2 separate regions of the Homo sapiens genome follow, and region 1 is linked to region 2. A link is an interaction called in ENCODE POLR2A ChIA-PET data of the cell type or tissue named here. Cell type or tissue: OCI-LY7. All regions are shown on one strand. Links, peaks and the distances in the headings refer to the core of each region. The heading gives the core; the rest is flanking DNA.

Region 1 (7,222 bases), core at 2,123-6,122, 60 kb before region 2:
CCACATAGGAGTCACCTTAGGATCACTGGCATCTAGCACAGAACGGATGTTCAAAAAAATGAGTAGTGGTGATTTTAGTTGGTGTTCAGGACCTGTTGTTTGCTGGAGTTTATGAATGAGGAATGGGCCTGAAATAATATTTAATTGTGTCTCAAGGGCTTTATTTTTGGCTGTAGAATAGGTTGTGGCACAAGCCTGGGAGTAGAGAAGGTAGAAGGCACCAGAACATAACTGATATATACTCCCCTGCTGTATTACTCCATTCTCACACTGCTAATAAATACATACCCAAGACTGGGTAATTTATAAAGGAAAGGGGTTTAATTGACTCAGAGTTCCACATGGCTGGGGAGGCCTCACAATCATGGTGGTAGGCAAAGGAAGAGCAAAGAGAGAGAGATGTGCAAGGGAACTCCCTTTATAAAACTATCAGATCTCATGAGACGTATTCATTATCATGAGAACAGCACAGGACAGACCCGCCTTCATGATTCAGTTACCTCCCACCGGGTACTTCCCATGACACATAGGAATTATGGGAGCTACAATGTGAGATTTGGGTGGGGAAACAGACAAACCGTATCACCCGCTAAACATCATGCATAAATTTCAGCCTTATACAGTGAAGGGAGCCGTTTTCTGATTATACTGAGATTTGGGCATAAGTCATTTCGCTTTGGTTGCAAATCATGTGATAGATTATGGAAGAAGGGTATTAATATAGTTTGGCTCTGTGTCCCTACCCAAATCTCACCTTGAATTATACTCCCCATGATCCTCACGTGTCAAGGGTGGGACCAGGTGGAGGTAACTGTATCATGGGGTGGTTTCCCCCATGCTGTTCTTGTGATAATGAGTGAGTCTCAAGAAATCTGATGGTTTTATAACTGGCATTTCCCCTGCTACACTCACTCTGTCCTGCCACCCTGTGAAGAAAGTGCCTGCTTCTCTTTTGCCTTCTTTCATTATTGCAAGTCTCCTGCAGCCCTCACAGCACAGTGGAATTGTGAGTTAATGAAATCTCTTGTCTTTATAAATTCCCCAGCCTTGGGTATTTCTTCATTGCAGCATGAGAACGAACTAATACATGTATTCTTCCTTTTATTCTTGGAGCAGTATTGTTCAGACAGTGTGATAACCAAGGGATCATACAGCATTGTACAGTCAGTTGAACTTTTGGCTGTGGAAGTGCATGAAACCCCTGCCTTGTCAGGAATCAGTATTCTCATGTAGAAAGCAGTAGTCATATGATAGATGTTATTCTCAAGTAGCATGGAAGACAGAGGCTATCAGTAAAAACTGCATACTAGAAAAACACAAAAAAATTGTTTATGACCAGGTAGAGGAAACATCTGTGGATTTACAATACAGACAAAGAAACTAGAGAAAGTTTCGATTTGGATGGCAGGGGGAGGAGGTTCAAAGTTCTACATCAAGCAGGTTGGAATAGTGAAATAATGAAATACATGTATTCATGTCAAGGTGTTATTTGTTGTACCAAGAGTCTATTGGACTCTGGAGAAATATTGATTACAAAAATTGGCTGAGTGAATGGAAATATCCAAGTGTTTATTTTTCTAAGTCCAATACAATAAAAAAGTTCCAGATAATATTACACAAGAAAAATTTTAAATTGGGATTAAATAATAAAAGGAGATCAAAGAGGTCATAAACTTTGATGTGTCTGCTAGAGCAGAGTTAGGCTGAAGACAACAGTTTATTTCCAAATAGAGATATTATCATGTGTTGAGTGACTTACAAAATCACTGGAAAGGTTGTGGAAGAAAGCTCTACCCTGAGAGTCCAGGAATTTCTACCAGTGGTAGGGAAGCTTCCACCTGAGCTTTCAGCAAGCCATCACATTAGGAAATCACTAACCAGTTTGCACTGTTTCTCACAATTTACAACAGAATGAATGCCTTATGCTCTGCTCCTCTCCCCACTCAATTCAGTTTCAAATCCAAATCTCATACAAGTGCATCAAGTTGGTAGAACCTTAACCAGATCTAGAACACCAGCAGCAGGGAAATCTGAGATATGCAGCTTTCAGCTTTCCAGCCTCTACAATTTGGAAAGACGCCACAGAATGTTGTTGGAATGGATGCGAAACTAGCCATTGCGCAGAACCCATCATGGTCAGGGTTTAGAAAATTTACTTCATCCCATACCTTACACTGTTTATTTATTCATATAATAAATATTTATTGAATGTCTGTTAGGTTTTAGATCCCATTTCTTGGTTTTATCAATAAACATGATAGAAAGGTAGAGAAAAATAAGCTTGGGTTCTTTTTCTCTTTATTTTTATTTTATTTTATTCTACTTTGAAAGTAAAATTTGAGGTAGTATGATTTGAAGCTGGGTGTGCCTTCTGTAAGAGATGTCTTTGTCTCTGCAGAAGGAGAACAGGTCAGGGAGTGGTTGAGGGGAACAGGAGGCAGACTGCTGGCTAGTTAGAATTGGCTGTGTTCTCAGCCTTGAAGAGGAAGGATGATAGGAATTATAAGGTTTTAGAATTTCCTAGCTATATGCACCAGGGTAAAGAGTAGAAAGGTCAGGATAGAATTTATTTGGCTAGAATGTCCCTTTCATTTGATCTCAGAAACTAAGCCTGACCATAACAGCTGAAGGGAATAGGTTGGAGCACTCAACTGAGAGGAAATGCAAACACAAAACCTTAGATAGCAGGGCACATACCTGCAGCAAAAGGATAGCAATTGTACAGAGGGACATGGACTTCAGCCTAAGCCCTTCAGAACTGCTGCGAGCAGAAGCGAGGAAAAGCATGGAGTGCAGGTAATTCCCTGATACAGTCAAATACAGAGTCTCAAAATGTAAAAGATGCCAATTATTTCATAAGATTCTTCCCTTAGGTGTTTCATTTTTCCAGTTATGGACTTGGACTGAAAATGCTGTGAGGAGAGCTAGATACCATATATGTCAAAATATGAGGAAAAATTATCAAAGAAATAGTCAAATTTGGTAGTATTTTAAAGTTTGAGTGAAATAAATTATTATTTAAAAATAACCACTCATCTATTAGTAACGAACTTGAATTTTCATGTTTTTGTCTGGATTCTTAAAGAACTCTGTTAAAAGGAATTGTCTGAAATTTCACCAAAGTGCTCAAGCTCATTTATACATCTACAATTACCTTTACAGCCCATTTATGAGGTGAGTGGAGGAAGTAAAAAACAATTTTTATAAATCTGAAAATTATGAAGCAATAGTTATTAATGGGATGAGTGTTACATAATGACAATTGCTACCTTTTACTGAGAAGTTGCCATAGAGTAGGGGTTGAAAGTCCTTTGCTTTCATTATAGCTAATCCTCACAAGTCTGCATGGTAGATATGTTTGTTCCCCACTGACAAATTGGGAAGCCGAGGCTGAGAGAGGCTAAAGCAATCACTAGCATTTGCAAAGCCAAGAAGTATTAGAACCAGCATTTGAACCTAGGCTAATGTGATTCCAAAATCTATAGTTTTTTTTCGGCACACCTCATGACTAATACCAAGACACTGTACAATCATCACCAGAACACCACAAAGCTGCCCCCTGTCCACTACTCTGCTATCATCAGAAGTGCTAATAGAATCAAGATCTTCATACTCAGGTAAGTACTTTAGTGGCTTGAGCATAAACAAATAAATACATAAAAATCTTTGGGACTCCCAAAGATTTCTTGTACAATACAATATCTTGTGTTTGCTTCTTGAAGCTTCCTCCCATGTTCTTTATCCTGTTTGTCTCAGTTATAAGGTTAGGTGCAAGGCTGTTCTTGCTTTGGAAAAATATTCTGTAGCCATTTGGTGCATGTGAGTGTTCTCTTAGGATACTGAACTTCCCTGTTTTCCATTAATGTTTATATAGTATCTTTTTGCATGTAGCTTCTGCTGATCAAGATTTAGGCATGGGCCATGAACTCCAACATTCTAGCAAGACACAGGACAGCTTGAATAATCTAATAAGCAAAAAACAAGAGGCTGCTTATAGCTAGAGGCTGCCTCCCTAGTCCTACAAGTTTGTATCCACAAGATCATGTTTAAGTTGTATAACTGAAACTCAGAAATCATTAACTTTGTTTCAAACTGATATTCAAGTGCTGCCAATGGCCAAGGGCAGGAATGGGAAAGAACAGCTCCTGGCAGTGCAGAGGAATCATTTAGGACTTATCCTGCCCTGTGGTCGTGTCCAATGTTCTGTTGGTGGGTCTTCCCAGACAGAAAATCTCCTTTGGAGGGGCCAGTGCTGTGGAGCAACAATTTGATCCACCCACTGAATTTTTCATTGGCCATTTCTACAGACGACAGCTTTGTGGACAAAAAAGTCTATCCTTTATATGTAAGATGCCAAAAATCATGATATTAAAGATAGTTTTAGTTAGGTCAGGAGCTCTTAATGTGTGACCTACATATGGGCTTTCAAAGGGTTCAACAGTCCACTGAATTTTAAAGGAAGATAGTAGTGTTATTTGTGCAGATGTGAACGTTTGTGTGGGTGGGAAAGTCCACAAGCAAGGTCTGAGATTTTTAAAAAAGGAGGAGGGAGTATAAAAAGGCAAGTATGTGCTAAATCAAAACAAACGTGAACTGTGCAAAAATAATAGTAATAACGTTTGCTTTGCAGAGATAAAACTAAAACATAACTAAAATATTAGATAACAATAATATTCAAGGTAGAAGGAGAATAATAGAAGTTAAAGCAATCTAAGGTCGTTTTTGTGTACAGGAGGAGCATAAAAGTATTGATTAACTTTAGAGCTTGTAAAATTAAATGTGCATTTAAAGACCAGGTACAGTGGCTCATGCCTGTAATCCCAGCACTTTGGGAGGCCAAGGCAGATGGATCACTTGAGTCCAGGAGTTTGAGACCAGCCTGGGCAACATGGTGAGATTCTGTCTCTATAAAAAAAAAAAAAAAAAAAAAAAAGTACGAAAAGTTAGCCAGGCATGGTAACACATGCCTGTAGTCTCAGCTGCTCGGGAGGCTGATATGAGTGGATCGCTTGAGCCCAGGAGGCAGAGTGACCTGAAATCGCACCACTGCATTCCACCCTGGGCAATAGAGCAAGATCCTGTCTCAAAAAAAAAAAATTTGTCTAAATATTTTAGCATAAACATTAAGACAGAGAAATAGAGTAATACTCAAACTATACATAATTAAGGAGGTAAAGCAAACAAACAGCTCAATAATACCAAAAGAACAAGAAAGGAAAAATTCCTGAAAATATTTTTAAAAGGTTAATAAGCACAAATATAAGGACATCTATGAATTTTTTAAAAATCTGTATTTATAAATAAAATGTAATAAATTCTCCAGGTGAACGATAAAACTTGGTTAGGCTGGACAAAAGAAACTACGTCTTACCATGTGCTCTTTCTAAAAAGCACATCTAAATCAGAAGAGCACAGAAAAGGTGAAAAAAACACACACAAGGGTAAGAGGTTGGATGTGTCTCCTAAAGTTCATGTGTTGGAAACTTAATCCCCAATGCAATAGTGTAGAGAGGTGAGGCCTTTAAGAGGTAGTTAGGACATAAGGGCTTTGCTCTAATTAATAGATTAATGCTATTATTCAGGAGTGGATCAGTTATCACGGGAGTGGGTTCCCGATAAAAGGATGAGTTTGCCCTGCTTCCTCTCCCTATCTGCAGCTCTTTTCTCCTTCCTCCTTTCACCATGTGATGACACAGCACAAAGGCCCTCACCAAATGCAGCCCCTTAAAGTTAGAACCATGTGTCAAATAAATTTCTGTTCATTATAAGTTATCCAGTCTCAAATATTCTGTTATAGCAGCACAAAACACACTAAAAAAATTAGTGTTGAGAAGTGAGGCTATTGCTGGAACAAACACTTGAAAATGTGCAAGTGGCTTTGGAACTGGGTGATAGGTAGAAGCTGGAAAATTCTGTACACTCAGGAAAGAAAAAGCTTATATTGCCACGGAACATTAAGAGCAATTCTAGTGAGGGCCCAGAAGGAGAAAAGAGCTGTAGCGAGAGCCTAAACCTTTGTAGGGATTACTTAAGTGGTTGTGATCAAAATGTTGGTAGAAATATGGAAACTGAAAGCTATTTTGATAAGTTCTCAGACGGAACTGAGGAACAAGGGAGTGAAATCTGGAATAAAGGCCATCTTTATTATACAGTTGCAAAAAACTTGGCAGAATTGTGTCCAGGTTCCAGGACTTTGTGGATGGCAGAACTTAAGAGGAATGAACTAAGATATCTGGCAGAATAAGTATCAAAGCAGCAAAGCATTCAAGGTGCTACATGGCTTCTTTTGGCCACTACAGTAACATAAGAGAAAAGAGAAATTATTTAACAGAGAAATTTATAATTAAAAGCAAAGCAGAACAGAAAGATTTGGAAAGCTTTCAGCTTGGTCATGTACAGAATAAAAAAGTATGTTAAGGGGCAAATACAAAGGGTGTGCCCAAGTGACCATTTGGTAAAGAGATTAATATGGATAGAATAAATCCAGGCTGTATTAATCAAGACAATGGAGAAAATTACCCCAAAGACATTTCAGTGATCAAGGCAAGCTAGGTCCTTGAGAGCAAGGTTTTCAGAGAAGTACACATGGGACCTCAGTATTTGCTGCCTGGGGCCACCTCAAGACTCTGCTTTCTGCATCCCAGTGCAGTGCTCCTTGGCTGTCCCAGCCATAGCTCAAGCATGCCAGGTGCATCTCATGCCACAGCTCCAAAGGGTGCAAACAGTAAGCTTTGGCGGCATCCACATGATGCTCCAGTGCACGTCAAGTCTGCAGACAGAGTGCACGAGCTGTGAGGCCATGGTGACCTCCACTGGATTTCAAAGGATGTATTGAACAGCCAGGGGCCCAGGCAGAAACTTGTCACAGGAACAGAGCCACCACAGTAAGCTGCTACTAGGGCAGTGCCCAGCAAGGCCACAGGAGAGAAGCCCCTGCAGAGAGTGCCTATAGGTAATGTCTAGCAGGGCCATGGGAGTGGGGCAGCCCCCGCAAGACCTCAGAACTGTTGAGCCACCTGCATGCAATTCCAGTCTGGGAAAGCTGTAGGCATGAGACCTGTGAGAGCTGCTGGGTGAACTGAGCCCAGCAAAGCCAAAGGAGCAGGGCTCCCTGAGGCACTGGGTATCTAGTCCCTGCCCCAGTGTGCCTAGGAGGTGAGACATGGAGTCAAAAGAGATTATACTGGAATCTTAACATTTATTACTGTTTTCACTCTTGGAT
Region 2 (7,222 bases), core at 1,837-5,836:
TTACAGGCAGGCAGCCTCACTATTGTAATATTTTTCAATGTTTAATGTATTAGGTACTAAACCAAAGTACAGGCAGCCCCAGAGAGGAAAGAACAAAAATAATCACTTGGAATGCAAATATGCATGTTGCAGCACCCTAGCTGAAGACAACTCTGCTGATTTTGCTAATGTTGGGCAGTCTCTTCAAATGAAATATACTGCCCTAGTCAAAGGATAGGCTTGAGCTGCTCCTCCGTTAGGTTCCTGGGTTGACCAGAATTCTTCATCCTCATGAAGTGGGCCCTGTCTCTAAGATCATATGTGAGATGAAGGTAGTGAACCCGTAACCTTGTCTCATTCATCCTTAACATGATCTCACCTTCTCCCATTGGCTGCTGGAGATGCTGACCAGGCCAGTCTTCTACATGGTAAATCTAGCCTCATGGAATTTTCAACTTAGCCTCTTTGTTTTATAGGCTTACAAAAACTCTCATATAAATAAAATCCTTTGTTTCTTATTGTCCTATGCCAGTAAGTCCTTGAAGCTACAACTATTTATTGTCTTGCACTATGCCTGCTGTTCAGAGTTCTTTTTCAGTCTGGATTCCCTAGTTCTCTGTCAACCTGGCCATTTCCACTAACCTCAGAGGTGAGGGCCATTGCAAAAACAGTAAGAGGCTTAGGAATTTAATCAGTAAAACTGAAGCAGCTGCTGGTGAATATCTTTCTAAGCTTTTACTGTTGATGACTGAAAACGCCATGTAGCACATGGATGACAGAGAGATGACAGGTCCAAGTCATAAGGTAGTGTATAGAAGCAGACAGCCTACTGCCCAGGGGGAAGGGCTTTGGGTTTCTCATTAGGAAAACTAAGGTCTAACTTAGCCACTACTTAAGATGTGACCTCTAGCAAGTACTTAATCTCATTGTACTTCAATTTCATTACCTGAAATAGATATCATAATACCTGCTCCAACTATCTGTATTGTTTTCTAGATCAAATTAGATAATAGGTAACATATTTTGAAAACATACAGTATATTACACTAAGCATATGCAAGGAATTATATTGTCAATCATGACCATTATTATAAAACTATTCCATAGCCTGTTAGCTTGCTCTGAAGACAAATGCCATGTTGACCTCTTCAGTATGCCAGCTATATTCCCAAAGGATACACTGACCTTTTTGATACAGTTTTCTGTTTTTTGGTCTATTGCATTCTCTGTTTATTGGCCTGTGTCCTGCCTTGCCAGCAGTAATCAGCTTTCAGCTTTGTTTATAAACTCCTAATTGCAGTTATTTTTCTTTTACTAGATATTGGCATCAATTAATAAATGTTCATTGAGCATCTGCTATATGAATTAGACAGTTTACTGGTTCCTAAAAATGCAAAGATGACTAAGGCACAGTCCCTAAACATAAGGAATTTATAACTGATCTCAGGATTTCACAGTAAGGGAAGAAAGAATAGGAGATACACAGGGATATTCTCAAGGGCTATGTTTGGGGATAGCTTTCATCCCTTCCATTTACACTCTATTGGACAGAAGACAGTACACAACCCTAACATAGCAATAAAGGAAGGTAGAAACTATACTCTTCTTGTGTGTCCAGAAAAAAAAAATGATAAAACAGAATGTGCTGACCATTTAGCATCGCTTCTGTCATATGATCCAATACAAGATTGATTTTGGTATATACATGGCATTAAGGGAGCAGAGACAATGCAGTCATTACATTGCTGAAAGGTTGGGGAAATTGATGTTACAGCGGAGACTTGGAAGATGATTGTGCTTTGCCAACGACTGAAGTAGAAGAAGGGCACTTCAGAAGAAGAGTGTGGAACAATTGCTGAGGCATCAAGAAGCTCATGCTGTTTGCAAGAACTGATTTATTAAGTTGAATTCTATAGCTTCATGGAATATGATAAAATACAAAACTGAAAAGCTAGATTGGGAGTACATTTCTAAGGTCCTTGAATGCCAGGTTAGAATTTAAATTTATTTTGCCATGTGGTAGGAAGCTATTAAAGATTTTAAACACGGAACTTTGGTGTGATTTGAAGAGAAAAATCCTCTGATGGCAGAGTACGGAGGAAATTGTAGAGTGAGAGACTAATTAGGAGATGAACTATGTCAATGGTTTTCAAACAGAGCTGCATGCCAGAATTTCCTGAGGAACTTCACAAATACAGATATATAGGCCCTTCACTGAACTAATTCAATCAGAATTTCTGGGACAAATACTGTGTTTTTCAAAATGACTTAGGTGATTCTCATGTAGAACCAGTGTTGAGAGTCACTGATCTATACCAACAAAATTATAAAGGCTTCAAGAGCAGTTCTGTGTACTCGACATATTAACTTCTGTATTTGGCAAATAGTAAGAGACCACGATACTTTAATTCATTGACTGATGCATACTCCTGGTCACGAGTAAGGTTTTCCCAGTGCAGGTCTGTGTTAAACCTTGTTCGGGCTTTGTTCATAGGAATAAATTACTTTGGGTAGCAGTTTACACTGGTTGGGGGAAGCAAATGACTATGTCCAGACCTCGTGCTTGTCATTGTCAAATAATGTTTGTGTGTGTATGATTAGATGAGAGCAAGCATAGGATTCATCAACAATTATTGAAACACCTTCTAAAGTCTCATCTGTTTTAAAATATCTACTTCAACAACATAAAAAGGACTCATTAGTCTACCTCCAAATCTTTCTGATATTCATCAACTTCTTCAACCCCTCCCCCTCGATGAATTTCATGGGGCTGTTATTCACATCCCTTACCACTTCCTAAAGTTCTTGGATCTCCAGCCCTCCTGGTCACTATCTTCCTTTTTCTGGTAGCAGAACTGCTCCCCTCCTCCAGAGTGCTCCTGATCAAGAAGAGTGGGTATGCATCTTCCCTTTAAGAATGGGATCCTCTTGGCGTGGAGCTCTCTCTGGAAATCCCTTAGGCAGATGGGGTCTGGATGTTCTGGAAGTGTTCTTTATCACCTTGGATACCCACTAATATCTTAAACTTGTCTCCTTGAATGGCTCTTGCTACCCTCTCCTACTGGCTGTTCCATCACAGCCCCAGGGCTCACTTACATTTCAAAATAGTTCCCAATATTCACATTTACCATCTGGTCCTAGAAGGTCTCTCCTCAACAAATAGACCCATTTGCAATTAGACTGCAGTCTTATGCTCTCAAAAGCAGTGTCTCCAAGGAGTTCTCAGGGAGAGCTGCAGTACCATACAGCTTTAAAATAATGAAATTCTCCTAAGCCTCCATAATTTCTTTAGAAAATCAAGCCTACATTATGCCACATGTTATAACACTCTAGACTGGCCCCTCATCACCAGGATGCTGTGCCCTGGTATGGTAGTAGAGAGTCCTTCACCTCTTTAGCATCTGTGGTCAGATGCAGCAAAGTACCACATTCCTTTTCACCTGCTCCCCACAGGTTGCAAGAAATATGTACACATTGGCTGCCTGGAACACAAATAGGCATCTCAAAGCTTCCTACAGTTAATACACAAATTAAAATTTTATAATGACCCTGGCTACAGTTATATTTCTCTATTATCACTTGAACCTGCCTTTTTTCCAAAGCAGTTGTATATTTTAGGTTTTGTACTATATTTACAAAGTATGGGGACTTAAGGAAATATGCCCTAAATAAAGCACTATCCGAAAATTTCTTACCTACATTTCTATCCATGATGCTCAGAGAACAGTATTCAGTTTATGAAAACAACAATCTCCTTATGAAAGATAGCACCAGATGCTGCTTAGGCTGCAGAATTTGCAGCTGTGTGTTAGTGTTCACTAGCTCGTGACTGGTTTGTCACTTCTCTATGGCTTTCCCCTCTCCTGGGAGTGTGAGAAGTGGGAGAGCATTGCAGCTGTTTTATCTCCAGCGCTCTGTGGAAGGAACTCAATGACTGCTGCTGCATTCAGAGGTTGCATATCAGCTGCACCGCTGAGCAGCTGGAAATGAAGCTGATGAAAATTTTGGCTATGGTTATTCTACACGTTACGGGTCTTCAAGACCTGAGTCTTTTCAGAAAACATGAGTGGAATACAAATAGTTGACATCACACATACACCTCTTGCAATCTTTCAACACTGCTTTCAAAGCAAAAAAATTCCACTTCACAGGAATATGAAGCTGCCAAGTGTGAAGCCTGGTGTTCTCATTTGCATATCAATCCCAGAATGCTTTTCCAGCCTCAGCCTTTCTGAGCTTGAAGTTTTAGGCAGAATAAAAGAAAAGGCTCAGGTGTCCCTGTACTTTTCGAGTTTTGTGTAAATTGTATCTATGATAGACAAACAAGAGAAGTAGGGATTTTTCCCTTTGTCCCAAGCTTAGAGTGACTTCAAATGAAAAATGAGAGTTTGGAACAAGTAGAAATAGCATCATATTCACTCATCACCATTTGAAGTAACATTTCAGTGGTTGGATTCTAGTTACCTCCAATCTGTTTTTATCTCTCATTTCAGTTGCATACATTATAGATTCAGAGATATTGAGAACTGGAAAGGTCTCTACAGATAATCTAATTTAAAGTGTTCCCCTGTCAATGGGTCACCATCATCTGTGTAATCCTAAGCCAGTTACTGCCACCAGCTCTGCTCTCCAATGAGTATACTGTTAATATTTACCTCCAAAGACAGCTGGAGTGACAGTACAATCAGCAGGGGCTACATCTCACTGACAATGGTCATTGCTCAGTGACCAGGGAGTATTTTTGACCATTCCACCACAACCACCTGCTTCATGAATGTATAGCTTTAGAGCCATGCAATGTCTACATCTTCAAAAAAAATGAAAAGTACAATTTTCTTGATCTTGACTGTTACTTTGAAGGGAAGAAAACTGAGGCCAGAATGAGTAAGGTTTTCTCAAGGTTTTGTGGAAAGTTGGAAGCAGGGTCAAGATGTAAACCTAGGTCTCTGACTCTTAGTTAAGAGTTATTCTGCACTCCACACAAGGTGTGCCAGTCACTGCCTCAGGCCTTGAGACACAGCATTGACCAAGAAAAAATTGAGACTTCTACCTTCAGAGAGCTTATACTCCAGCAGCAAATAAAGACATTAGTTACAAGCAGTCACGATCAGTGGTGAATCACATTATCATAGTTGAAATAAGTTGTGCCTTTTTGTCCTCCAACTTCCAGGTAGGAAAGAAAAAATTCCCCTGCGTTTATTCTTCTTATGGACATCTAGATAAAGTGTCCAGTTAGTGAAATACAATCCTAGTGACTCAAGTGCCAAGACAGACAAGGATTTTTAGGGCATTTAATTGATTGCTTAATTAATGCAGTTGCTTAGGAACCTATTATTTGTCACACACTGTATTAGGCATCAGGAATTCAAAGATAAGAAAGATAAGATCTCTACCTTAGAAGGAACAGAGCACAGTGAGTCACATAAGTGAATGGATACTAAGGATGCCATGTCATGAATGCTGTAGGAAGTAAAGGTTTTTAGAGAATGCTATGACAGCACAAATGAAAGATCAATCCAGAAGGTGAGGGCAGAGAGGACAAAGAAGACTTTGTGAGTTAGTGACATTCAGCTGGACATTGGAAGACATGAAATGGAGTATTGTGTGTGAGCCAGACTACACATCAGAACAAGAGCACAAACTGTGGCTGCATGAACATCATTCATGACTCTCAGTTTTGGTCTGCATTCTACTGTATTAAATCTAATTCTACATATTCCCCAAGCAAGCAACAGATACCAGAGGAATGACCTCTTCTCAAAGACCTACGCCATAGTCTAGCACAGTAGTTAGAGGAGTACACCCTGAAACCAGACATCCTGGGTTTCTAGCTTTGAGTTTTTTTAGTTTTGTGACTTAAAATTTTTGTTTCCTATTTTCCTCATCTTTAAAATGGGCACAGTAAAATAATAAGGTTTGTATTAAGGTTAAATGAATTGATGATATGAAGTACTTAGCTCCTAGCACATACTCAATACATGTTAGCTTTTATTGCTTGGAACCATGGTGAGAATTACTAGTCTTGAATGCTTTTGGCTCCTGTTCACAGAGGTATGTACTGCAATGTCTTCTTTCAGGTGCCTTAAACGAAAAAGCACTATTGTGGAGATCTTGGGGCTGTCAATCTATACTGTTGGGGAAATGGGATAAATTTTCCTTGTTTCTTAAAAACTGCATGCCTCTAGTTCCCTGGGATGGGGCCAGCAGGGATAGGAATGTGTTTTTCCTTTTCCACATTTCTAGTTGTGTTCACTGTTTTTACCAACATCTATTTACTCTGACTAAGATTTGTGGGCAGGTTGGAAAAGTCATCAGAGGGAAATCTGGTAAATGACAGGTGTCATATAGTACTTGTTAGCCCTGCTCAGTTTAAAGGCAGCATTGAGGCTCTCCTACATCCTTTCTTCCATCCCAACCCCTCCAAAATAAGTTTTTGTTTTGTTTAGTCTGTAGTATTCTTCTCACACATTTTACCATCTTCAGTCTATAGAAAGTAAGATGATTTCTTTCAGTCTATGAGAGCCCTGGATTCCTATTTGGCCACATAAACAGAAGTGTTGCTGTCCAAAGCCTGACTTGGGGCATGTCTTAGTCAGTTTTGGCTACTATAACAGAATACCATCAATTGGGTGACTTAAACAGGAAACATTTATTTCTCATGGTTCTGGAGACTGGGAAGTCCATGATGAATGTGCTAGTTGATTTGGTGTCTAGTGAGGGCTCTTGTCCTAGTTGGTAGAAGGATGCTTCTTTGCTGTGTCCTCACATGGCAGAGGGGGAGAGATCATCTTTCTCATGTCTCTTATAAGGTGTCATGGACTGAATGACTGTGTCTCCCCCAAATTCATATGTTGAAGCCCAATACTCAATGTGATGGTATTAGGAGGTGGGGCCTTTTGGAGGTAATTAGGTCACGAGGGTGGGGCTCTCATAAATGGGATTAGTGCCCTTATAAGGAGAGACAAGGAAGAGATAATCTCTATTTTTGCCATGTGAGGAAACAGCAAGAAGGCATTTATCTGTAAATCAGAAAGAAGCCTCCTACCAGGAACTAAATTGGTACCTTAATCTTGGACTTTCCAGCTTCCAGAACTAGAATTGTGAGAAATAAATTTCTTTTAAGTCACCCAGTCTATGGTACTATTATTATAGCAAATCAAAATGACTAAGACATAAGGGCATGTATCCCATTCATGAGGGCTCCATAATCATGACCTAATCACCTCTCAAAGGGCCCACTTTC

The links. Peaks named below come from ENCODE experiments on the same cell type or tissue, not always from the same donor. Only the 100,000 strongest peaks of a DNase experiment are listed, where the experiment ranks them.
Region 1: POLR2A ChIA-PET joins it to region 2 with 6 read pairs; 4 of 35 experiments call an interaction of 5 or more read pairs at or near these places.

Annotation. Positions count from the first base shown.
Region 1 is chr11:103,822,976-103,830,197 of GRCh38, forward strand. No RefSeq gene overlaps it. Among named protein-coding and RNA genes, the nearest start is that of MIR4693, 23 kb to the right of the region's middle. In OCI-LY7, for the core only: no CTCF peak of the experiment used is centred there; no DNase peak of the experiment used is centred there.
Region 2 is chr11:103,883,322-103,890,543 of GRCh38, forward strand. The region is part of intron 3 of PDGFDDN (PDGFD downstream neighbor); the gene reads right to left. Among named protein-coding and RNA genes, the nearest start is that of PDGFDDN, 20 kb to the right of the region's middle. In OCI-LY7, for the core only: no CTCF peak of the experiment used is centred there; a DNase peak (open chromatin) is centred at 3,820; H3K4me3 peaks cover 1,088 bases; H3K27ac peaks cover 1,152 bases.